Linked DNA regions of Homo sapiens: regions 2 and 3 are each linked to region 1. A link is a loop called in an ENCODE intact Hi-C map of the cell type or tissue named here. Cell type or tissue: endothelial cell of umbilical vein. All regions are shown on one strand.

Evidence for each region. Peaks named below come from ENCODE experiments on the same cell type or tissue, not always from the same donor. Only the 100,000 strongest peaks of a DNase experiment are listed, where the experiment ranks them.
Region 2: a loop joins it to region 1, with 10 times the contacts of the local background. A loop is called at or near these places in 12 of 110 quality-filtered maps.
Region 3: a loop joins it to region 1, with 8 times the contacts of the local background. A loop is called at or near these places in 47 of 110 quality-filtered maps.

What each region holds. Positions count from the first base shown.
Region 1 is chr11:128,826,899-128,834,898 of GRCh38, reverse strand. No RefSeq gene overlaps it. Among named protein-coding and RNA genes, the nearest start is that of KCNJ1, 36 kb to the left of the region's middle. In endothelial cell of umbilical vein, a CTCF peak has its summit at 3,532 (motif pointing right); DNase peaks (open chromatin) are centred at 3,588 and 6,308; H3K27ac peaks cover 3,481 bases.
Region 2 is chr11:128,551,744-128,559,743 of GRCh38, reverse strand. It overlaps ETS1 (ETS proto-oncogene 1, transcription factor), which reads left to right. Exons shown (of 10, transcript NM_001143820.2): 3 at 3,309-3,453. Among named protein-coding and RNA genes, the nearest start is that of ETS1-AS1, 30 kb to the right of the region's middle. RefSeq lists enhancers at 6,451-6,560, 6,571-6,830, 7,041-7,130, 7,243-7,312 and a cis regulatory region at 6,339-6,839. In endothelial cell of umbilical vein, a CTCF peak has its summit at 3,960 (motif pointing left); a DNase peak (open chromatin) is centred at 3,953; H3K27me3 peaks cover 614 bases.
Region 3 is chr11:128,027,183-128,035,182 of GRCh38, reverse strand. No RefSeq gene overlaps it. Among named protein-coding and RNA genes, the nearest start is that of LINC02725, 65 kb to the left of the region's middle. In endothelial cell of umbilical vein, a CTCF peak has its summit at 3,455 (motif pointing left); a DNase peak (open chromatin) is centred at 3,442; H3K27ac peaks cover 158 bases.

The DNA.
Region 1 (8,000 bases):
CTGTCCAATGAGCTTTTGACTGACCTATGTCATTGACCAGTCATTAGTCAAGGGGCCTGGAAAAATGACTTAACTTCATTAAGCCCCAGTTTCTTTATTTGTAGAATGGAGTTTTGTAATAGAGTTAAGGAGGGGATTCAATGAAATAATGGATGTGAAAAATCCATCTGTTGAAAGTAAATGGCTGTGCATATGGCAACATGAGGTGGGAGCAATGGGTTTGAAGGTGAGGAATGAAGGGGAGGACACTGGTCCCAGAGCAAACCCTGCGCCTGGTGCTTCAAGGGCAAAGAAAGCAGAGCCCAGGGCAGGGCCTGATGGAGACCAGTGGAGGCCTGGGGGACAAGAACAGTGCCTGCAGGGGTCTGTCCCAGCTGGGATAGGCTATGAGTTGGGGGGATTTGAGTAGAATCCTGGTGCTTTGGGTTTGTCTTCAATTCAAGAGATGCTTATTTTGGGTTTACTGTGAGCCAGGCACTGGGGAGGCAAAAAAGAGGAAGCAAGGGTCCTGCCTACTGCAGAAAAGATCCCAGAGCTCCAGCCAGTTCAGAGGACGAGAGTTAAACTGGAAAACTGCTGATGTCGGGGAGAATCTTTTTATTGTCTTATGCCATGTGCTTATAATAGTTTCAGCAAAAACAATATTGACTCCACTGCTAACAATAAGACTATTGATTACAGTCTTAAAAGTATTTGGGATTAAACATTTTTAAATCATCCATCCTATAGATATTCTTTATATAACAATGTACAATCAACACAGTGATAAAGTCACTTGAAGTAGTTCTTTTCTCCGTGTGATTAGGTACCAACTGGACATAGGTTCATTTGTTTCCATTTATTTGCAATCGTTAAAGTCTGTTTATTGTTTTCCTTTTTTGATTTCGCCATTTCTTTTATGAATTATGCAAGGAATTTATATAATTTCAAAACCACAGAACAGGGTTTAGAAAACATGCTTCCATTCCTGTGCCCTCCACTCTATTTCTTCCCGTTCTATAAAGGGTAAGCATCTTTATTATGTTGTATCCTGTGGCGGTTTCTTTGTGAAAGATGTAAGCAATGCATATGTGACATGTTAGTATTTACATGCTGCTCCATTCTTACACAAAAGGTAACACTCTAGAAACACCATTCTGCAGGGTTTTCTTCACCTAATAGAATGTTCTGCAGATCACTGTGTAGGGATAAGTGCTGATAATACCAACATCTATGCGACACCCTCCCTCACCTTCGTGGGTGCTCTTGCAGTAGTTGCTGGGATCTTGCTCCAGAGGCCCCTGCTGTGCAGTTTTGAGCCTGAGAGATGGTGGCCTTTTCTGTTTTGCCTTCCTGAAAGCTTCCCTCTCTTTGCAGGGTGACTCTAGGGCTGATTCTGCCTACCCTGCTGGGGAATAAGCTGGGCTCTCAACCGGGCTCCCAGTGGGAGAGAGTCTGCCCAGGACCAACAGCTCTTTGAGGATCAAACCTCCCTGGAATTTTGGCTGGGTAGAAAATCAGAAGTATCCTCAAGAGAGACATCCCACTCCAGTACATGGGGTGGGGGCTTGGCTGGAGAGGGGGGATTCAATTCCCAGAGCATTCTGGATAACCCCTTTTTGATTAGAATCCTCTGACCCTTTGGGGTTAGGGTCATGGAGCTCACCATTGTGTGGAAAATTTTGTGCGCAAGTATATTAAAATGGAAATGAAGTTAATTAATGAAATGAATAAAGGCTACAAACTAAGTATGAAAAAAGTGCTTGAAGGAGGCAGGGGAAGGCTTCTAGGAGGAGAAGGCAGTTGATCTAGGTTCGAAGTGTGGTTACGACTTGACAGAGGGAAAGGCGAAGGGTAGAGAGGTGTGACCAGGTGGGCACATGTTCCAGACGGACGGAGCCACAGGAGCGTGAATGTGTCTGGGGGCTCTGGGAAGTGCCGTGCAGTTTTACATGGCCACAGCATGGCCACGTGGAAGGAATGGTCCAAAGAGGCAGAAGTTTGGTGCCAAGCCGACTTGAGTTTGAGTCCTGGCTTGATCAGTCAAACCACCAGAGTCTTTGAGGGGGCATGGGATGATTAAACAAGTATTTTGGGACTATATCTCTTGTGTTGGCATGAGGGACAGATTAGAGAATTAGAGGCAGAAACTAACTTTTGAGGGAGGCAGAGAAAGTGTCGTCATTTCCATTTTTCAGGATGGGAAACTGAGTCTCAGAGACCCTATGACTTGCCCAGGTCATGTAGCTGTGAAGTGGGGAAGCAGGGGTCAGAAGCCAGGGTGCCTGCCTGCTAGTTAGCCCAGCGTTCTTTCCTGTGCCTCTCCCCTTTCCTGGAGCCACCCACAAACTTTGTGCCTGGCAGTCACTGTTCCTGAAGGAAAATGCACCTGGAAGGTGGTAGCCAGGATCAGAAAGGCAGGTGAGTCTGGGAATGGATAAAGCCCTGCACCCTTGCACTGCTTCTTTTGGGAACACAGAGGCCACGTGTATCTACAGTTGCACTTAGCATCTGAGGAAGCTGGGAAGCCCTCACTGGAAGGGAAGACACGGAGGCACCTTCATCTACACCAACAAAGTGAAAGTAAGCAATCACTAATGAGTGGGCTGTTGAGGCCACCAGCAAAGTTGTTTTTAGTTGAACTAAAAATGGCAAGTAGAGACCACAATTATCCCTATGGTTATCTCAGTTCCCCACATCAATGGCCAGATGCAACCTGAACCTGTGATAGCCTCGGAAAAACACAGCCTGATGAAGCATAAAAGAAAAAAGTAGGCAAGGAAGGAGGAGGGATGAAGGCAAGAAATAAGGTGCAAGGTTCAGGGGCTTTGAAGACAGACAGATTTGGGTCAAATCCCAGATTTCCCACTTATTGGCTGTGTTTAGCTTGAACAAATTCTTAGCCTTTCTGAGTCTTTTTTCCAGTTGTGAACAACAATAATACCTACCTTAAAGGGATAGTGTACAGATATAGTATGAAATAATATTTAACAAAACACTATGTAAAGAACCTAGCACTGTGTCTGATATAGGCTCCCAATAAGCGGTAGTTTGAGTGATGATGATTATTCTGCCGATGATGGGCAAGGCCAAGGCAGGGTGGGTCTGGCTGATGAGCGGGGGTCCCATGCTGTGCCCTCGTTTCCTCTGTCCTGGGCCTCATCGTTTCCCAGCCTACATTCCTGGCCTTGCTTTCCATTTCCAGGCTTGATTTTAACCTGAGACACAGTAGCTCACCTTCCTCCCTGTGCCTGCCTCCGAGGTGAACTCACAGAATCCTAGAAGCTTAGCGGTGAGAGGGACCTAGGCAAAGCCTGACCCTACCCTGTTATTTCATAAGTGGAGAAACTTAGGGTCCCTAAGTTTCTGCAGGGGGGCCTGTTCAAGAGGAATAATGTGTCTTACCCAGCTTCAGAAAGAGTCGATTGCTGACCCATCCTGTGCTTCAGATTTCCCCCTGGGTGGAAGTGAAGACAGGGGAGGGTAGGGGTCGAGGGGGGATCCTACTAGAATGGGCAATCCTGAACTAACCTGCACTTTGTTGGCGAGGTGTGCTTTGGCCAGCAGGTGGCGCCATATACTTCCAGATCGCAAAAGTGAAACTGACCTGGTTGAAAAGTAGTCTGCCTCTGACGGTTAAGAGGGCTTGGCTATACCCAGAAAGCTCTTAATAATGCTTAGAATATTTAACAGAGATATATAAAATATTGGGCCTTCTAGTCATTGCTGGGGTGATAAAATGACCGTGAAAGACATAAAAAAATTTAAATTGTGATTTAAATATAGAAGTTTATCATTCTAGAGAGATTAGACTGGCTCGAAGAGGAAGTTGTTACCATGTGTTAGAGTCTATGAGATTCCATGTGCTTTACATTTTCCTGACAATAAAGCTGACATAATACCATGACTCCCATTTTACAGATGAGAAGTCTGAGGCCCAGAGAGGTTAAGATGCATGCTCATGGTCCATACACGGCTAGTCAGGGCAGAGCTGCTATGTATCTATATATTCAACATTTATACAGGGTTTATTATGAGCAGACATTATTTTAAGTGCTTTATAAGTATCTACTCATTTAATCCCAGTAACAACTGTAGATAGCAGAACAGGCACTTTTGAAAGCACAGGTTAGTCTGGGTCAAAATTCATGGGCTTTCCCAGGAACAGGCCAGCTCCTGTCTCCCGGAGGCCTGAGTCCAAATTCTTTTTCAGTTGCTTTCATATGAATTTGGTAACTCGCTTACCCTCTCTGAGTTGTGGGTTTCTCATTCGTAAGCTGATGATAATGAAACCAACCCCATGTGGCTGTTGAGAAGATCAATTAGTAGAACACATGACACAGAATTAACCACAAAGTCATATTCCTTGTTAAGGGATTATTTTTACCACAGACACCTAATAGATGAATTCACATAAACGCATGTTTGTTGCAGGATTATGTGTAGGGGTGAAAAGCCTAAGTGTACTATGACAGGGAAATCAGTTAATGCAGTGTGAAATGCTACGCTATTTTTTTTTTTTTTGAGATGGAATCTCCCTCCTGTCGCCCAGGCTGGAGAGCAGTGACGCGATCTCAGCTCACTGCAACCTCCACCTCCCGGGTTCAAGTGATTCTCCTGCCTCAGCCTCCTGAGTAGCTGGGATTACAGGCATGCGCCAACACTCTTGGCTAATTTTTTGCATTTTTAGTAGAGATGGTGTTTCACCATGTTGGTCAGGCTGGTCTCAAACTCCTGACCTCGTGATCCATCCGCCTCGGTCTCCCAAAGTGCTGGGATTACAGGCGTGAGCCACCGCGCCCAGCCTGCTATTTTAAACAAATATTTGGGCACTGAACAATGTCCTACAGACACATTTAGAAAATAAAATACACTAGGAGCTCCATGGAGCTCATATTCTTGGGGCAGCTGACAGGGCACACCAATGTCAGAGGGGAGAATTGGCACAAGGCATCCTTACCTAGTGTGAGGCACCGAGGAGAGAGAGCTTCTCTGAGAAAAAGACATGGAAGTGAAATGTGAAGCAAAAGGAAGAGTTAGTCAAATGATGGGTGGAGGGGAGTCCAGGAAGAGGAAATGTGTCCAAGGTTCAGGATGTGAGAGCACAACACTCCATACACCACATCTTAAAAATAAGGAATGATTTTAGACAATGTCCTCAAAACATCAAATGAAAGAAGTGTGTACCAGAAATTATAAACATTTTTTTAGCTAAAAAAGGTTTTAAGTGTGAAATGTTTTTTAAAATGTAGAATTTTGTTGCATATATATGTGCATATACGTGTACCCAAAAAGACTCAGAAGTAAACATAAATGCATTCTTTCACTTATTCACTCACTCTATCATTCACTCATCAAATGTGTTTTGAGAGCCTGTGGCACTGGGGCCTGCTGAGGCCCCTGGGATAGAACAACAAAGACAGTCCAGGGCCCACCTTCATGGACTGACTTCCTAGAGGAGGGAGACAGAAAATAAGCAATGCATGCATACATTTAAAATAATTTCAAACAGGCTGGGCGCGCTGGCTCATGCCTATAATCCAAGCACTTTGGGAGGCCCAGGTAGGAGGATCACTTGAGCCCAGGAGTTTGAGACCAGCCTGGCAACATAGCGAGACTCCATCTCTACAAAAAAAAAAAAATGGAAAAAATAGTCTGGCATGGTAGCACACACCTGTAGTCCTACCTTGAGAGACTGAGGTGGGCGGATCATTTGGACCCCAAAAGTTTGAGACCAGCCTGGGCAACATGGTGAAACCCCGTCTCTACAAAGAGTACAAAAATTAGCCAGGCATGGTGGTGCACACTTGCAGTACCAGCTACTCAAGAGGCTGGGGTGGGAGAATCACCTGAGTCTAGGAGGTGGAAGCTGCAGTGAGCTGTGATCACACCACTGCACTCCAGCCTGGGTGACAGAGCCAGACTCTATGTCAAAAAAAAAAAAGATAAAATAAAATTCAAATAGCGATACAAGAAAATACACAAGGGTGATGACGTGGAGAACAACTCACAGGGAGGGTGTTTCCTCAGACCAAGTGGTGAGGGGAGGCCTCCCTGAGGAGGAGCCACCGAGGGCCAAGCCATAGGAAGAAGGACCTAGTCATGCAGACTTGGGTGGAGAATATTCTAGGCCAGTGGCCTTCAATCTCGGACACACATTGGCATCATCCGAGAGCCTCAGAAACTACTGCTGCTTGCCATTCCTCAACCTTTGAGTCTGCCTTATTGGCTGTAGGGGGACAATCTGGGCATTGGGATTGTCACAGGAATTTTCCTAAGCTCTCCTGGTGACTCTGAGAATGCTGACCCCTGAGAACCCCGGGTCTAGTGGAAGTGACTCACAGCATGATCTGATCAGCTTTGGGTGGGAGCATACTAGTCATCAAATAACAGAGACTGATGTCCAGGTCTTTGAAAACCCCCAGGGCACCAGAAAATCCTGACTCCAGAGGTCGGCAGAGGGGCCCGGGGATTCTGTTTTCATAACACGTGCTCTCAGGTGACTGTATCCACTGCTAGGCCCAACAGATATCCTCTGCTAGGACAAATGAGAAACCCACAACTCAGATGACCAGTATGACCACTATGCTCCCACCCGAAGCTGACCGGATCATGCTGTGAATCACTTCCACTAGACCCGGGGTTTCTAATACTTCTAATATTTCTAATATTCTGAATTTTACAGATTTTCTATCATGACAATACATTTCTTTTATCATAATTTTTGACAAAAGGTAATTGTGAGGACATTGTAGTGGAGCTAGATGGAATTCTGGGCCTGGATTAGATCTGGTAAATTTGAATTCCAGTAAATAGCAGTGCAATCTGGGAAGAAGATGTTACCTTTCTGGGTCTCTGGTTCTCTCATCTCTAAAATGAATCCTATCATCCTACAACTCCACGAACTGGAGCTGCAGGTGAGGAAGAACAGACGGCAGCCTGAACAATGAGCCACCTGACTCCATGCAAGGGGAGTTTCCAAATAGCAGCCACCTCCGAACCTCCAAGCTCCGCAGGATCTTAGCTTTTGTTTTTTAACTAGTTTTCATGTGAACTCAATTTCTGGGGTTTTCTTATGGTAGGCTCTGAATGAAACACAAAAAAGTAAAGCACAGTCTTCTCTTTGCCCCATTTCTCTCAAGTTGACCCTGCTTTCCACACCCATTTCTCCACGCCCATTACAGCACTGCCACCGCACCTCCAAGGCCCTGGGTGGAATCGGCTCAGGCCAGCTGGCAAGAATGCTGTCTCTGTGGCCTCTGAGTTTTGCCAATACTCTATGTCCACTTCCCAGAATCATTCTCTTGCCTTTTCCACTTTCCCCTCGGAGAACACAAGCGTGGGCAGTAAGGCTCTCTCCTTCTACCTGGTCACCCACACTCTTGAGGCCTCTGTTGCAAAGTGAAGAGGAAGGAAAGACCGACTGTGCTTTTGTTTCTTGTTCAGCTTCCTGATTTCATTCTGGCCCTGCCTTTGACCAGGGCCATCCCTGAGCTACTTGGTCATGATTTCTGCTAAGCAAGAGGGCAGTGACTAACTAGGAAGCAGTGCAGTGTGGTGGGGAAGGCCCCTGGATCCAGAATCCTCTCCTGGCTCTGTCCCCAAGGAGCTGTCACTTCAGTTTTGTGGCCCCTAGGGGGTGGGACCATTCCTGTAAAGAGCTGATGGGTGCATCTTTTCCTAGCTCTGGATTCAGTGTCATGCTGGCACCCTGACACCAGTGGTGGCGGAAAGCTTATGTCTTGGGAATCGGCAAATGTGATCACTCAGGGCCTACTGTATTAGTCTGTTCTCATGATGCTAATAAAGACATACCCAAGACGGAGTAATTTATAAAGGAAAGAGGTTTAGTTGACTCACAGTTCAGCATGGCTGGGGAGGCCTCAGGAAACTTACAATCATGGCAGAAGGGGAAGCAAACATATTCTTCTTCACAGGGTGGCACAAGGAGAACTGCCAAGCCAAGGGGGAAAAGCTCCTTGTAAAACCATCAGATCTCGTGAGAACTCACTCACTATCAT
Region 2 (8,000 bases), 280 kb after region 1:
TATCATTTTCATACTCTATGAAATAGTTATTAAGTCAGTTCATGAAATGTCTAATAAACAGGCAGGTGTCTAGATAACAAAACCATGAAAGGCTTCTCAGGAGCATCCCCTGGTAAAGATTCTCGTGGTTAATGGTAGTTTTTGTACATTATTGCCTTCTCATTCTTAAAAATAGGATCCAGTGGCTCCACGGAGGACAGTTACAGAGGAACTATGCCTTAAAAATATACAGAGGGTTTCATTTATAAAATAAAAAACGTGTTGACCAAGAGCCCAGCTGTGGGCAGAAGAGACTCCAGGAAAAAAACCAACCACATAAAATCAAGCTGATTCTGTGCATGGTTGTTACTCAAAGCCTGTGAGTTGACCTACAATATGGCTACCCTGTTATCACCCAGGTGTGGACCCACATTATTTTGTGCCCTACCTACTTACCGATTATCTACCTTCTCTGTCCTCTGCACATTGTTCCCAGGTCACTTTTCTTCATCCCCTCTTTGCCAATGTCACCTTGCCTTCAAGTGGCTTTTCTTTAGCAGACAAAACCCAAACTTTTAAATCCGAATTCAGGTTCTTAGGTTCCCACCACCCTAGCAGGGCCTGTAACAAACTACCTGTCTACCTACTTAAAAGAACCAACTACCTACTACCACTTTACGAGGATCTTTTGTTTTTGGCAAACCATGCATGCTGTCCCAAAAGAAGACAGATGTGGGTAACTTAGAATTCTTCACAGCATTTAGAATCAAAATTTTCTCACTCAAGACCCTATTCCTACAACTCTGATACTTGACATTAAATTTTGAAAAAAGGCTCTAAAGGAATATGAAAAAGATGAGGATGATATTGAGAGCACAAGGCTTGATTTATAAGACTAGGAAGTGTGTTTTGAACTGATTCAGTTTCAAAGTTTTGTTAAAGACCTGCTTATTGTTGGGAATCCAAAAGAAGTATTTAATGTAGCTGCTTCAGGAGCATATAGCATTAAATAACATTCCAGCAAAATGGTTTGAAGCCAAAAGTAAGGAAACATTTTCTTTTCTTTTCTCTCTCTCTCTCTTTTTTTTTTTTTTTTTTTTTTTTTTTTTTTTTTTGGGATGGATATTGCTCTGTCACCCAGGCTGGAGTGCAGTGGCACGGTCTCGATCTCGGCTCACTGCAAACTCCACCTCCCAGGTTCAAGCGATTCTCCTGCCTCAGTCTCCCTAGTAGCTGGGATTACAGGCGCCCACCACCACGCCTGGCTAATTTTTGTATTTTTAGTAGAGACAGGGTTTCACCATGTTGTCCAGGCTGGTCTCGAACTCCTGACCTCAGGTGATTCACCCTCCTCGGCCTCCCGAAGTGCTGGGATGACAGGCGTGAGCCACCGCGCCCGGCCAGGAAACATTTTCTGACTGATGCTCAGTAGTGTATTCTTGCTGATGGTTCCCCTGTCTCTTGGCCCCACACACATATAGGTGGCAAATCTGCCATTGTACATTTTCACAGTGCTCATCAAGGCCCCTGGCAACAGCAGGCTAAGGATGTTAGCCTTCGATGCAACACAACTGGTGACATTTCCACTGAGTCCCACTTACATCCTCAGTACCTTTAATGCAGTTGGAAGATAAACAGCCCCAAAGTAAACTTCATCCAGCTCTAATTTGAATGATTTTATGAATATTATAGAACACCAGGTCCAATATCATGTGCATGGAACCTTCTTCTGCCTTTTGGGTTCATTGTCATTTTTCTCTGTGTCAATATATTCTCTTCTGTTATTTTTACTGATCTTAAGTGAATGGGCCATTGCAAATTGGGAAAGGGAGCAGATAGTGGGCAACTGAATCTAACATAGTAGTACTGAATTCTTGTATGCTCAGAAGAAGAGAAGACGTAAGTTCTCCAGTTGGAGAATCTTTCTGGGAGTTGCAAGCTAGTCTTCAGGGGTGAGAATACCATCTTATGAGCTACCTTTATTGAGACCTTAATGTCAATAGATTTAACCATATTAAATTCTAGCAGAGTTTGGTTTCCTTAGTTGGGGTTTTTATGAAGGTGCAGGGACCCAAGAGAGTAATAATAAAAAAGAAAAAAAGAAAGTTGAGGATGGGCCAGTGTCGATTAGAATCCTGGTCTCAGGAAATCTTCTTTCTGTGAATTTGCTACTTTTCCTTTTGTGTCTTAGTTTTTAACCTATGTGGCCATTTCCAGGAATGTTAAGGATCTCTTAAATTAAAATAATGCCTAACTTATATTGAAGACCAGGCCTCACATACTTATCACATGCATTTCATACAATATATAGTTTTATTAAATGCAATTTTATATTTTAATTTGCTTTATATACAATTTTCTCATACATTATTTCATTCAATCGTCCTACTTCATGAAGTAAGTATTATTACTTTCACTTTATTTTTAGAGGTTGGGTCTTGCTATGTTGCCCTGACTGAGCCTCAAACTCTTGGGCTCAAGTGATCCTCTTGCCTTAGCCTCCCGAGTAGCTAGAGCTATATGTACATGTTTCCAGTTTCTATTATTTTCATTTTACAATTGCATGAACTAAGGTTTGGATTAAGGAACAGGCCCAGGCTCCATGTTGGTAAGTGATAGAGCTGGGATTTGAATTATGTATACCTGGCTTCAAAGCCTAGGGTTTTAAACACAGCAAAACATGACCTTCCACACAGCACATCTGTCTTCCTTAGAGAGTACTATGTAGATTGGGATTGTATATTTTATGGAGTTCATAAAATTACTAAGAGTGTGGCACAAGTCTTCGAAAATTGGGGCAAATGGACAATTTCTGCCTAGCAACCAATGTATTTAAAGCCTATACACACTGATTAACCAAAAAATGAGGTGAATTTTATTACATAGGTCCATTTTTTTTTCCTTTGGCATGTATCATTTACTTGTTGTATGATTGTGGAGTAAGCCTTGTAAGAATATCCTTTCATGACGTTTTTACAGAGTAAGGTACCATTAAAAATAAGCCAGGAGTGTATAAATTCAAGATGGTCAGCATTCGGCCCTGCTGTTAACCATGGGTTCTTATTTGAAGGCCAGAAAAGGTAGTCCTTAAACACTTGAAGAAATGGAGGAAGATAAATTCATACATAGTCTGAGTCAGAAATTCTTCTCGTTCCCTGCGTCTTTATGTGGGGGGATAAGGGAAGAAAACAAGAGTTGGCTCTGTTCTGTCATCATCTATAGATGATTCTTACTTACATGTGATTGGATAATATGAAGTCATAGTTCTTTAGGGCTAAACAACAGAGATTTTCCTCCTAATATATTTTCTTCTATTTTTTCTTGCACAGAGGCAAGGACCTAGCAACACTTATGAAGATCCTCGAATGAACTGTGGTTTCCAGTCCAATTATCACCAGCAAAGACCTTGCTACCCCTTTTGGGATGAGATGGCAACTCAGGAAGTTCCTACTGGTCTTGAACACTGTGTCTCAGGTAGGAACATAAACAAAAGCTGGGAATGAGGATAGAGTTGAAGGACAATGGAAATGTGATGAGGGCTGCATTCTTTCAAATAACAGCTGCCATGGCTTATGCGGGTACAGATGCTATTGTTCTTGAATGGAAAGTCCCGGGCCTTCTCCATAAATTTTGGGTTACTTTATTCCCCGACAGGAAGTCTAAACTCTAGGAATGGGCCCAAGAAAGGTTGCTTTAGGTCTTCACCTTGCAAATAGTTTTGCCTATCCTGCATTTCCTGACACCCGTTTTGGCTGTTGTCAGAGAGCCTAGAAGTTTTGCAGTCACAGAGTCTGAGCTGGATAAACAGAGGTGTGTGAATTGCTCGGCCTTCTTAGAGAACATGCTTTCTTTCGATGATCATCTGTTTCCATTGTTCCTGGCCTCTCTGTCCATGCCCACCTGGATCCCAATTCTTTTTCCTCTGTCTCTCTCTCCCTTCTCTCCTTCCACTTGCTGGTGGCAGTGCTGCCCTCTGGTGAGTGGGAGTCTCCTCCAGAGAACTCTCAAATCAATGGATCTGCATTCCCAGGGACCTCAGGAATCTGAAGTCCTCATCTCCATGCTGTTTTCAGGAGACACTCTGTTTCTCACAAATTCCACTAGTTCTTGGTTTACCAGCTAGTGTTTTTTTTTTGTTTGTTTTGTTTTGTTTTTAAACAAAAACCATTAAATTTGAATTTGGGAATTTTGAAATGATCAATTCAGATATTAAGTTCACTTTCACATGAGACCATGTTATGATAACATATTTGAATACCAAATAGCTAGTCAAAATCTGTGTTTTCTCCCAGGATGAATTCTTAGCATAAAAATGTCATTACTCTTACATGTTGGGAAAATGTAATTCTGGGGAAAGACCTGGGCAGGGCATGGCAGGGGGAGTCACTAACTTGAAGGCTACTTTTTGGTTCAGTGTTATTTTACCCCACAACATTCTTTGGTCAATTACTTAAATAACAGTGGAGAAGTAAAATAAATGTTTGCTTTGTTGCCCATGCTTTATTGCTCATCAGGAATAAACAGACGCAGGGCAAGATGCTGTGGCACTCCATGGGCTGTGTGTATGGTGGGTGAGGAGGCATGGGGAGTAGCTTTCCATTTGCCTGGTTTCTCTCCAGGGCAGAATGAAATAGATTCCTGTGTCCCATGTTCCCTTGACTCAATAGCCATTGATCTTTGAGGTATTCTTTGGCACTGTCCTGGATTGTAGACATAATAATATTTATGCTGTCACTTTCTGCTTGGTATCTCAGTTCTTCTAAGCATAAATACAAATGTCTCAGCTACCTATCCATTTCACAAGGGAGCCAGGAGGATTTTGTACCTGCTCACACGTCAGACTTAAGGACTAAAAATTTGAGGACATGAGAAAAGTGATCCTTTAAAATTCTAAACAAAATAGGTTTTGTTTGTATAAGCAAAAGGTCAAAATGGCTGTATTTATATTTGTATAATTCTTGAATCCTATTAATGCCACAAGGCTTAAGTCTTATATCTCCCAATGCAACTGAGATTAAAGCTGCCTTGCTTTAACACTTGCAGCTCTCGATGGTCTCTGCTTGCTACAAGTTACATCTTATTAACATCTGAGGCCTTCTCCATTTGCTCATAGCCTGAAGATCAGAATGTCTCTTCTTCATAGCAAAGAGACATGGCCTTCCTTTTCCTTAAACTGAAGTACATAAACTCCCAAGTGGAGATGATTTTTCATGCTGCTCTTTGTCAAGTTTCTCAAAGGTAAAGATGTTTTTATTTCATGGCCTATGAGACAGTGTCTGGGAAGCATATGAAGAACAGCTTTAAAATGCAAGGACTTATAGCAGGGTAATATCATCTTCTTCTCATAGTTTATAGTTGCAAGAAGGAAGCTGGGGTCACCCCAGCTTTTGGTAGGTTGAGAAGATTGGGGCATATAATAACCATTCCTAGAATGACCTGGGTTGCCATCAACTGCAGCTCAGAGATGGTACACAGCTTCCATCGGGGTGTGGCCTCTACCAGTTGGGGGCAATCTCTTCACAAATGTGATGGTTGTAGTTCCCACTGTCCTATACTCCCTCTGATGGAAATGTTTGGCAAGAACCCTGAGCCTTTCTAGCCCCTCCTTTAACTTTTGAGCTTCCCAGACGAAGGAGTTGGAGGGATTATTTCTGGGCTGTGGTCCAGCTCTCCTCAGCGATGGGTGTTGTTTGGACGGGGATTGTGGGGTTATAGGGAAGGGAGATGAAGACATAGACCAACCAGTGATTTCTCCAGCTGTGGTACATTTCCTTGGAGATGTGTTGAATATAAAGAAAGAGAAAAAATACTCGACATTTTTTTCATCTTCTTTTATCCTATTTATAACTTCAGTTTCCTTCCCGTCCTCCGTCTCATGGCTACTGCCCACCACTGCTCCCCCTTCACGTTCATGCTCTCAGAAGGGATGAATGAACTTCTTTTCCAAGGACTACACATCTGTCAGTGCAGAGAACACTGACAGGAGGGGCCATCAAGGAATGAGCAAGCCTTTTCAGAATGTTGTTCCTATTCACGAAGGGGCAGAGGCTGAGGAGGAGGAGGAGGAGGGTGGCGGGAGTGTGGAGGGAAGGGGAAGAGAGAATCAAGCAGAGAGAAAGTATGAATGAGGGAAAGACTTATCAGGTGAGTGGGAGAGAATACTAAAGCGCCAAGGTCTGTCGGGAATCGATTGGACAAAATAGATGATAAAGCGGGTATGGTGGAAGAAAGAAGAGATGTGTGAAAATGGACAGAAAATAAAGGTGGATATTAGTAGCATGGTAGGGAATAATGGGAAAGGAAGATGAAAGATGAATGGGAAAGGGAAAAAAAGTGGGGAGCCCAGAAAAAGACAAGGCAAGAACAGGAGGGGAAGATAACATGAAAGAGAAAAATAGATGAATCTGAGGACATTAGCTATACAGCTAAAAAGGGAAGCCACATTTGCATGCAATTGCCTGTGCAGCTGTACATTTCTTCACAACAATCTTGTAGTCATCATTTTCTTTCATTTCTACCTCCTCCTACCGTCCGCCTCTTCCCCCTCCTCCCTATCAGCCTGGAGCCATTAGCGAGAGCCAATGGGGCTGAGTGCTGGTGTTCTGCATGAATGAATGGGCCCTTTCTGTCTCAGCTTCTCGTCATCCTTCTGTTAGGGAACCTTGTGAATCAATGGAGCCTCTTACACAAGACACGGCTGAAATGTCTGTTGCTGTTTATAGTCTGACTGGAGTGGAGCCACTGACCCTGCCTCCTCTCTGCTCCCTTCCTCTATTCTGTCCCTCAACCTCAGCCCTTTCTCTCCAACCACCATAACAAGAATCATTTTTACGTTTCAGTTTCTTGCTCCTGTCTCTAAGAGCTCACTGACGTTTTACCGTCATTAACTGTCATGACTGGTTCCTACCCACAGTCCTGTTGGATACACAGGGTAACGGTAGCGAGCCTCAGAGTGGTGCCTAGACCTAGCTGAAGTCAGACACTGCCTGTTTTCCAAAACCGACATCAGAGACCCAGCTGAGCACACAGGACACAAGACCTCGTCCATCCCATCAATGCCAGCGGTCCATATTTGATTTCAACTTCACCCTTATGATGCTCATGAATGGTCATAGTTCATATCAGAAAATACGATGCTTACTTAGCACTCTTCCAAAGTGTTATAGTATCAAATTATTTTTCATTTCAAGGATGGATTTGTCTGAAATCAGCCAAACTTATGGATGTGATGTTGTGAGCAAAGTACACTTTTGCAAAATACTTGCTTAGAGCTGGGAAGCAGCCTGGAGCTAGAGAACATAGGAAACACAACTTACCTTCATGAGGAGGAACCTATAGTCTTATTACCATGGTCTTTGATTGATTTGAGAAACAAGACAATACTTTTTCTTGTAGAATGCAGTTTGCTATGTCTTTGGTCACTGAACACAGTAAAACCTTCACTCAACCACATTCACAGCCTATCTGCCACTTCCCATTCTTCATGAGAAAGGACATCTATTTAGTGTAGTAGGAAAGAACCCAGACGCTGGACCCAGGTTGCTTGTGTTTGCATCAGCTCTTCCGTTATAACTGTGTGACCTTAGACAACTTAATCTTGTAACCCAGTTTCCGGATCTATACCAATGATTCTCCAAGCATGGTCCCCAGACCAGCAGCATCACTATCATCTGAGAACTTGTTAGAAATGCAAAATCTCGAGCCGTACCCCAGACTTATCGAAGCAGAAACTCCCAGGGTACATGAGAATCACTTTAGGGTTTGTTAAGACACTGGTTATGGAGTTCTACCCCCAGGGTTTCTGATTCAGTGATTCTAGGCTAAGGCTCAAAAATTTGCATTTCTAACAAGTTCTCAGGTGCTGCTGATGCTGCTGGTCTAGAGATCACACTTTGAGAACCACTAAGTTAGTATGTGTAAAGCATAAAACAGTGCCGTCACTTAGCAAGCCTGATATGAATATTTGCTATTATGACTCATTGACCCAAAGTGCATTTTGGGAGTCCAAACTGGGTTTCATT
Region 3 (8,000 bases), 800 kb after region 1:
TGCTCCCGTGTGCATACAGAAGTGTGTGTGTAGGAATGCACATGGCGTGTATGTGTGTAGACACTTCTGTAGCACTGTCCCTGCATGTGCAGGTGCATATGCAATTATTCCCAACACTGTCCATTGAGAGGGCCGAGAAGGAGAGACAGCCTAGGAGCAATGAGGGTGCTTAGTGTTCAAATCTGTCTCTGTATGAAAAGGAAACAAGAATCCTCGGGGTGATGGCAGAGAAAGTAGGAACAAGATGTGCCAGGAATATCGTGTTGTGCCGGAAGTTAAGGAAGTGCTTAAAAACATAATGGGGGCATGTCGCAGAGACACAAGAGCCAGCCCAGAAGGAATCCCATTGGCCAAATCTGAGACATTTTGAGCATCATAATTATTAAATTCAGTAGTTAACGATAAACCTTTGAAAACCTAGGAATGTCTAAGTCCATACAGCTAATAAATAGATAAATAAAGGGTAGCAGGAGGACTCTTGATTGCAGTAGAATGCTGGGTGCTGCCTAGTAAATATGGAGGGAAAGCTGAGGACAGAAAACCATTATGTGCAAACTTTATGATAAAGACTGGGTCAGAAATGAACAGACAATGGGTGCTAGATTTGGGGGATGTTTTAAAGAAGAGCAAGACATCCTCGTGATTTTAAATATCTCCTTACAGATTGCTTATTGTTGCAAGAGGGGAAAAAAGCAGTGATTCCACAGTGGTGAAATCAAGCACCTCAGGCAGGTGATCAAAATTAATATCATCAGTGAGGGACAGTTGATCTAATATGTCTCCAGGTACTTTGAAAAGTACTCAATATCGTCTATGAGGTATGTGGGGTGAAAATGCACAATCTGAACATGTTTACAAGAAAGTGTCAGATAAACTCAAAATGGGGAACATTATACTTTTTTAAACAAGGTGAGCAGTATTATTCAAATCCTTTTAAAAAGTATTATTCAAGTTGTTATTCAATGGCATTAAAAAACAAAGAACGATGTAGAGGTGTTCTAGAAAAAATAAGGATAAAAGGATATAAATAGCAAATAAATAACTGAGCCTAGCCCAGATTCTCTTCTAGAAAAGAAAAAGGGTTATTCAGGACATCAGTGAGCCACGTGTCAGACTTGGAATGTGGATGGCAGACTAAAGTTACTGCATCAATGTTAAATTTACCAATGTTGATAAATATACTGTTACTGCTAAATGAATATTACTATTCATAGGAAATGCACGCATAAGTATTTAAAAGTAAAGATTCAGGATGTATATAATTTGCTCTCAAATGTTTAATGCAAAAACCTATGGAAAGTGTTTAGTCATATAGAGCAGATGACAGCAAAATGGGTCAACTCTAACAAGACAGGAGTCTGAGCAAAAGGTATATAAGTCTTTCTGCACTATTTTATTTATTTATTTATTTATTTATTTGAGACACAGTCTTACTCTGTCGCCTAGGCTTGAGTGCAGTGGTGTGATCTCGGCTCACTGCAACCTCCGCCTCCTGGGTTAAAGTGATTCTCCTGCCTCAGCCTCCTGAGTAGCTGGAATTACAGGCATGCTCCACCTCGCCTGGCTAATTTTCGTATTTTTAGTAGAGACAGGGTTTTGCCATGTTGGCCAGGCTAGCCCCGCCCTGACCTCAGGTGATCTGCCTGCCTTGGCGTCCCAAAGTGCTGGGATTACAGCTGCACTAATCTTATTCTTCAATTTTCAGTAAGCTTGAAATCATTTCCAAATATGTTTACTTATTTTTATTTTTTTTATTATTTTTTTGAGACAGAGCCTATCTCTGTTGCCCAGGCTGGAGGGCAATGGCGTGATCTCAGCTCACTGCAACCTCCGCCTCCTGGGTTCAAGTGATTCTCTTGCCTCAGCCTCTCGAGTAGCTGGGATTACAGGTATGAGCCACCACACCTGGCTAATTTTTGTATTTTCAGTAGAGATGGGGTTTCACCATGTTGGCCAGGCTGGTCTCGAACTCCTGGCCCCAAGAGATCCAACCACCTTGGCCTCCCAAAGTGCTGGGATTACAGGTGTGAGCCACCACGCCTGGCTAATATTTGTATTTTCAGTAGAGATGGGGTTTCACCATGTTGGCCAGGCTGGTCTCGAACTCCTGGCCCCAAGAGATCCAACCACCTTGGCCTCCCGAAGTGCTGGGATTACAGGTGTGAGCCACCATGCCTGGCCTGTTTAATGTATTTTAAATGCACCACAACATATTAGGTAAAGATTATATGAGCCCCATATTAAGTCCTGGAATTTCTGCAGACCCCTGGAAAAGTCCATCTGCTCTACTGCCTGCCTCTACTATTAACTCTCCCTCGTTGATGCGTATGGCCGTCACCTCTCTGTGCCCCATGCAGTGTGGGATGAAAAGCACTAGCGATGCTGGTGGGTGTGCAAGACACCTCTGTTTAAGTTTCAGAGATAGGAAGAGTGTGATATAATAGTACAATAAACAACTGAAAATTAATTATAAGATACCCTTGTTCTTCAATTTTCCCAGCCATCTGAGTGAATGGGGATGGTTCTCTCTCTCGGTCTGTCCTTAGGTGCTGGCCTCTCACCTTGGGGCCCTAGACCTCTCATCTTCCAGCACTTTCCAGCTCATGATCCTCCTCCACACTTTCTCTAGGCCATAATCACACTGAGCCATCCAGTGTCTCTTCCTCACCCATGCGCAACACCCAGGTCCCTAGAAGAGAAGCCTCATCAGTGTTCTCTTAACAAAAGGACCCAAAGAAGAGAAAGGTGAGCAGAAATTACCAACATCCTGTCTGCTTTACCCCCAAAACTGCGCAAAGTTCTTTACAGACATGATTTTATTTAAATGTCACAAGTCTCCAAGACATAGATATTAATACTGTTATGATTCCCATTTTCCAGGTAATGAAACTGCCACGTATCAGTAACTGGCTAAGGTTTTATGCCTAAGCTCCTAATTTTCCCTAATTAAGCCTCAAATATAAGTTTCTACTGAGATGGCTGACTTTCACCTCCAGAGAAGACAAACACAAGAGTGTGAGATGTCTGCAAAGAGAAATAAGCATAACATAGATGCGGCATACCTATTTTATTTTATTTTTATTTACTTATTTTAGAGACGGAGTCTTGCTCTGTTGCCCAGGCTGGAGTGCAGTGGTGCGATCTCAGCTCACTGCAACCTCCACCTCTCGGGTTCAAGCGATTCTCCTGCCTCAGCCTCCCAAATAGCTGGAACTACAGGCGCATGCTGCCATGCCCAGCTAATTTTTGTATTTTTAGGAGAGACGGCGTTTCACTATGTTGGCCAGGCTTGTCTTGAACTCCTGACCTCGAAATCTGCCCGCCTCGGCCTCTCAAAGTGCTGGGAATACAGGCGTGAGCCACCACGTCCGTCCTCCTATTTTATAAAGTACTTAGTTGCTATACTTTGATTAGCACCCCTGGGAAATCCCAACATAGAACTTTGCTGCCATCTAGTGCCCCTTCTGCACCATGATCCTCATTAAGATGTCTGCAATTCAGTTCTGCCTGTGTAAAATCAATACCTGAAATTATCATAGAGGGGTATAGTGTATATTTCACTTGTATGTCACATCTTGGGGCAGAGGTTTTTCAAGCCCAAACCACACTGAAATTTCTCCTGGAAATTAACCTGAAGTGCCAAGTGACTGTCACCAATCACGCTTTCATATTGGATCAATGTTTTTGTTAAAATGCTTAGCCCTACAGGACAGTTTACAACGTTTGTTTACATACTCTAAATATTTAATCTGCATAAAATACCTGTGGATTAAATATAAGTATCTCCACTTTATAAATGAAAAAGAATGTGGCTCAAAGACTTTAACTTTCTCAAGTCCCCACGGTTAGTTAACAATAGGTCTGAAACTTCAATTCATTTCTTTTTAATTAAAGCCCAGACTCCTTCCCTTCCCTTCTTTCCTGCCCCGACACCACCTTTCTTTCTCCTCCCTCCCTTTCTCCCGTGCTGGATGCTTCCTGCCCTCAAACACTGAACTCATTCCTTCCTTCCTTCTCCTCCTCCTCCTCCTTCTTCTCCTCCCCCTCCCTCCCTCCCTCCTTCCCTCCCTCCTTCCCTTCCTGCCTGCCTGCCTGCCTGCCTGCCTGCCTGCCTTCCTGCCTGCCTTCCTTCCTTCCTTCCTTCCTTCCTTCCTTCCTCTCTCTCTCTCTCTTCCTTTCCTCCTCTTCTCCTCCCTCTCCTGATTCCCTTTTTTGCTCTTTCTCTTCCTGACTCTCCCCAGGTATTTATTGTGCTCTGAGGCTGACTTCATTGAGTGGCTCAAGTCACACGCAGTTCCTCTGCCCTCTTCAGGCATGTGGCATAGTCTGGCCAGTGAGATGTAAGCAGATGCCTGCTGTGGGGTTCTAAGAAAGCCTTTAATATCCGGATATTAGGAGCTGCCCTTTTCTCTTGCCCTCTTTCTCCTGGAGTAAGGGCATGTGGCTCAAAGCATAAAATGGGGAAAACAAAACAGAGAGACTTGAAAGACTTGGGTGCTGATGTAGTTGAGCCTGTGAACATCCACCCATTCACCTGGGAGTGCACATTATAGAAGAAAGGCGTTTTTTTCCATTTGCTTAAGCCACTGTAGTCAGGGTCTTTGAAACATTCATTGGGAGCATTCCTAACTGAAACCGAGCCGACAAGTCATAGCACTGGGCGAGGACCAAGTCAGCACCTGGTGAAGCTCGCAGCTCCACCACTGTGTCCTGCAGAGGGCCCAGGTTGTAAGAGGCTGTCCCAATTCGGAAGGACAACCTTTCCCCAACCTTTTCCTTCTATAACTGCTTTAAATAGTTTTATATCAAGAATATTTCTCTCAAGAATATCAACTAGATTTGAAAGAGAATAAAAATTCAAGAGATAGAAACCATTAGAGGAAAAGAAACCACATTTTGCCTTAAATAAGAGTTGACAATAACCTGCATGGTCAAAGTGTGTTAGTTTTGTGAATCATTTTCTGGAACCCCCAGGCCACAGATATTCTACTCAGGCCAGAAAATTATAGCTTGACCCTGGCCCCATTTCTTCCTTGGTACCCCTTTGTATTCATTCTTTCTTCTTTATCCACTCCCTGATGCTCAGAACAGATACAAATAGCTGTGTGTAGCAAACCCATTGCACGTTTTCATCCCAGCTTCCCTGGAAGCTTTCATGCTGAAATAAAAACCAGGAGGAATGCATTGCAAAGAAGGCTCTGAGCAAATCACCCCTCTCCTCAGGCCATCTCCCTTTCTGTTGGGCCCATCATGTCTCCGCCAGCTCAGTGACCTTGAACTGCTGCTGCCACCCTCCTCAGGCGAGGTGCAGCCTCTCTATAGAAGGCCCCTGAGGTTCCCTTAAGCAGCTCAGGGTCTCCTTCCAGGACTTGCCTCCTCCCCTTTGTTCCAAGACCTGTTTGGAGATTTCCATCCTGCACCTTGTACTTCTAATTTTTTTACTTCTCTTTCCAGGCCCCGTGGATAGCATTGTTAATGGGACAGCTCAGTTGCTTCCATCCTTCCCCCAGATGCCCTTTCACTCTCCCTTGGCTTCATGCCACTTGGCTTTGGGCTCCTTCTTTGTGGCCACGTGGTCTTGTGTAACTCCAGACCCAGATCCAGCCAGGAGTTCAGGTACTTAACATGTGGGTGGGTGACTTTTTACAGATTAGTTTGCCTGCATTAAAATGGCATGTCAGTCCTCCTAAATTAACTTTCTATAATTCTTCTAAACATCAGGATGCTGCCACAGGGACAAACCAGGAGTGTCCCCCTGTGGCCCCCCCCCTAGAGAAATCTCCTGTCCCATTCCCTTTATCAACATGGCAGGATCATGTGTCCATTGGTCAGTGATAAAAGTTACAAAATAATGAGTCAATAGTCCCAGCTGTCAACAGATTTGGTTCAGGGGCTGCCAGATGGGCAAATAGAGTGGTAATTCCTACAGTGGCTTTTGGGTACAGGGTTAAGTCCTTCTTGGAGAGCTAAAGTCAAGGAACTTTTGGCTGACAGGAAAAAAATGTAAAAGAACTATGTAAGGGAGCAGATGGCAAGGACTTCTTCCCAACTACTGGGAGGTTCTATACTTTTCCAAGGGCCAAGTCTAACAAGCATTGATAAACTGCATCATTTTCTTCTTTGCCCCTGATATCTACACAGCTGAGCCTCTTTAACCACATCTTTCTTTCTCAGAAATTTCCAGGGAAGACCCAGTAGAGATGAGGGTGATGGAACATTTGCCACATTTCTTTGGCTTCTGCGGCTAAAGAGCGGATCCTGGTCTAGATGGGATGACAGCTTGGAATACCAATTGCTATCTTTATCTGTTCTAAGGATATAGATTAAACCTGTGTAGCTTACAGAAAGAAATTTTATTTTAAGGTGGCTACCTGAATACCTATGTCAGAGCAGCCATCTTGCCAATAGCCACCTGGGTAGGGGATAGGACTGGATTTGCCCAGATCTTACTGGTGATCATAGGATTTTGGAACTAGAAGGATCATCAAGCTCTATGGATTTTCAAACTGTGCTCCATAGAATACTATTGGGCCACAGAGTTCACTCAGGAGTTGCAGAATCAGGGGGCAGTTGAGGGGCCAGTGATCAGCCAACTTCAACCAGGCGCTCTACTTTTATTTACTGTATCTTTTGAAATGGAGCAAAGTGGATAAGATCCCAGAGTTTTAAGACAGATAACTGGGATGGATTGTATTATTCAGCATCTATATGCTTCAATTTGTAAAATGGGGATAACAATAATCATTACTAAATTTCTTATAGCAATGACCATGTGCTTGGCATCATTTTAAGTGCTTTATATTTATTTAATATTAATAAATCAATTATTTACATTTATCATGACAAGTACTGTTTTATAGAAGAAATACTGTTTACAAGAGCATTAAATTCTAGAGTCAGTTCATGAATAAGGGAAGTATATATACATTTAAAATGATCCCGATATAGTTTGGATGTTTGTCTCCTCCAAATCTCATGTTGAAATGTGATCCCCAGATTTGGAAGTGGAGCCTGATGACACTTTTCTTTAGTGTCTGGGTCCTGGGGCGGATCCCTCATGATGGCTTCCTGCTGTCCTTGCAGCAATGTGAGTTCTCACTCTGTTGGTTCATGTGAGATCTGGTTGTTTAAAAGAGTCTGGGGCCTCCCTCCTTCCTCTTTCTTCCTCTTTCCTGCTTCAGCTCTCACTGTGTCATGTGCCTGCTCCTCCTTTGCCTTCTGCCTTGACTGGAAGCTTCCTGAGAACTCCCCGGAAGCTGAGCAGATACTGATGCCACGCTTATGCAGCCTGCAGAACCATGAGCCAAATAAACCTCTTTTATTTATAAATTACCCAGTGTAAGGTATTCCTTTATAGCAATGCAAAACAGGCAAACGCAGCCCTGAAAATGCCAAGTTCTCAGAAAAGGTTATTACTTTTTACAGGGTTTGGGAATTTAGACTTGTATGAGCTCTCCTATCTCGTTTCAAGTCAGCAATTCTCAGCGAGCCTCAGCTGATGTTTTAGTTTTGCCCTCCAATGGGTTGGTGAAATAACTTTACCTGTCTTTCCTGGCCATCTGAATACCGATGGTACCTCCATATCAATGGTCAAAAGCCCTTACAATTCATTCTTTACCTTTAAACAAAAGCTGTATCTTTATCCAACATGCAGTGATATTTTAGTAACTTTACTATGTGTCAGGTTCTATTCTGAGAGCTTCACATATATCAAATTATTCAATCTTCAAAACATGCCATGGTAGTTACTATTGTTATCTTCCTTTTACAGGTGGAAAATCTGGCACGATGTGACAGTGGACATGGGCCCAAGCAGGTAGATCATAGAGTTCCTTTTATTACTATTATACTCTGCTGATTATTTAGGCAGGATTATTTCCACTGCCTACATAATATAAATGGTGCAAAAAAAACCTCACCGGAGATGTAGAGTTGAATTCATGTAAAACTTACTGCAATTGGGATGCTTCCCCTTGAAAATATGTTATTTAATGTTTCCA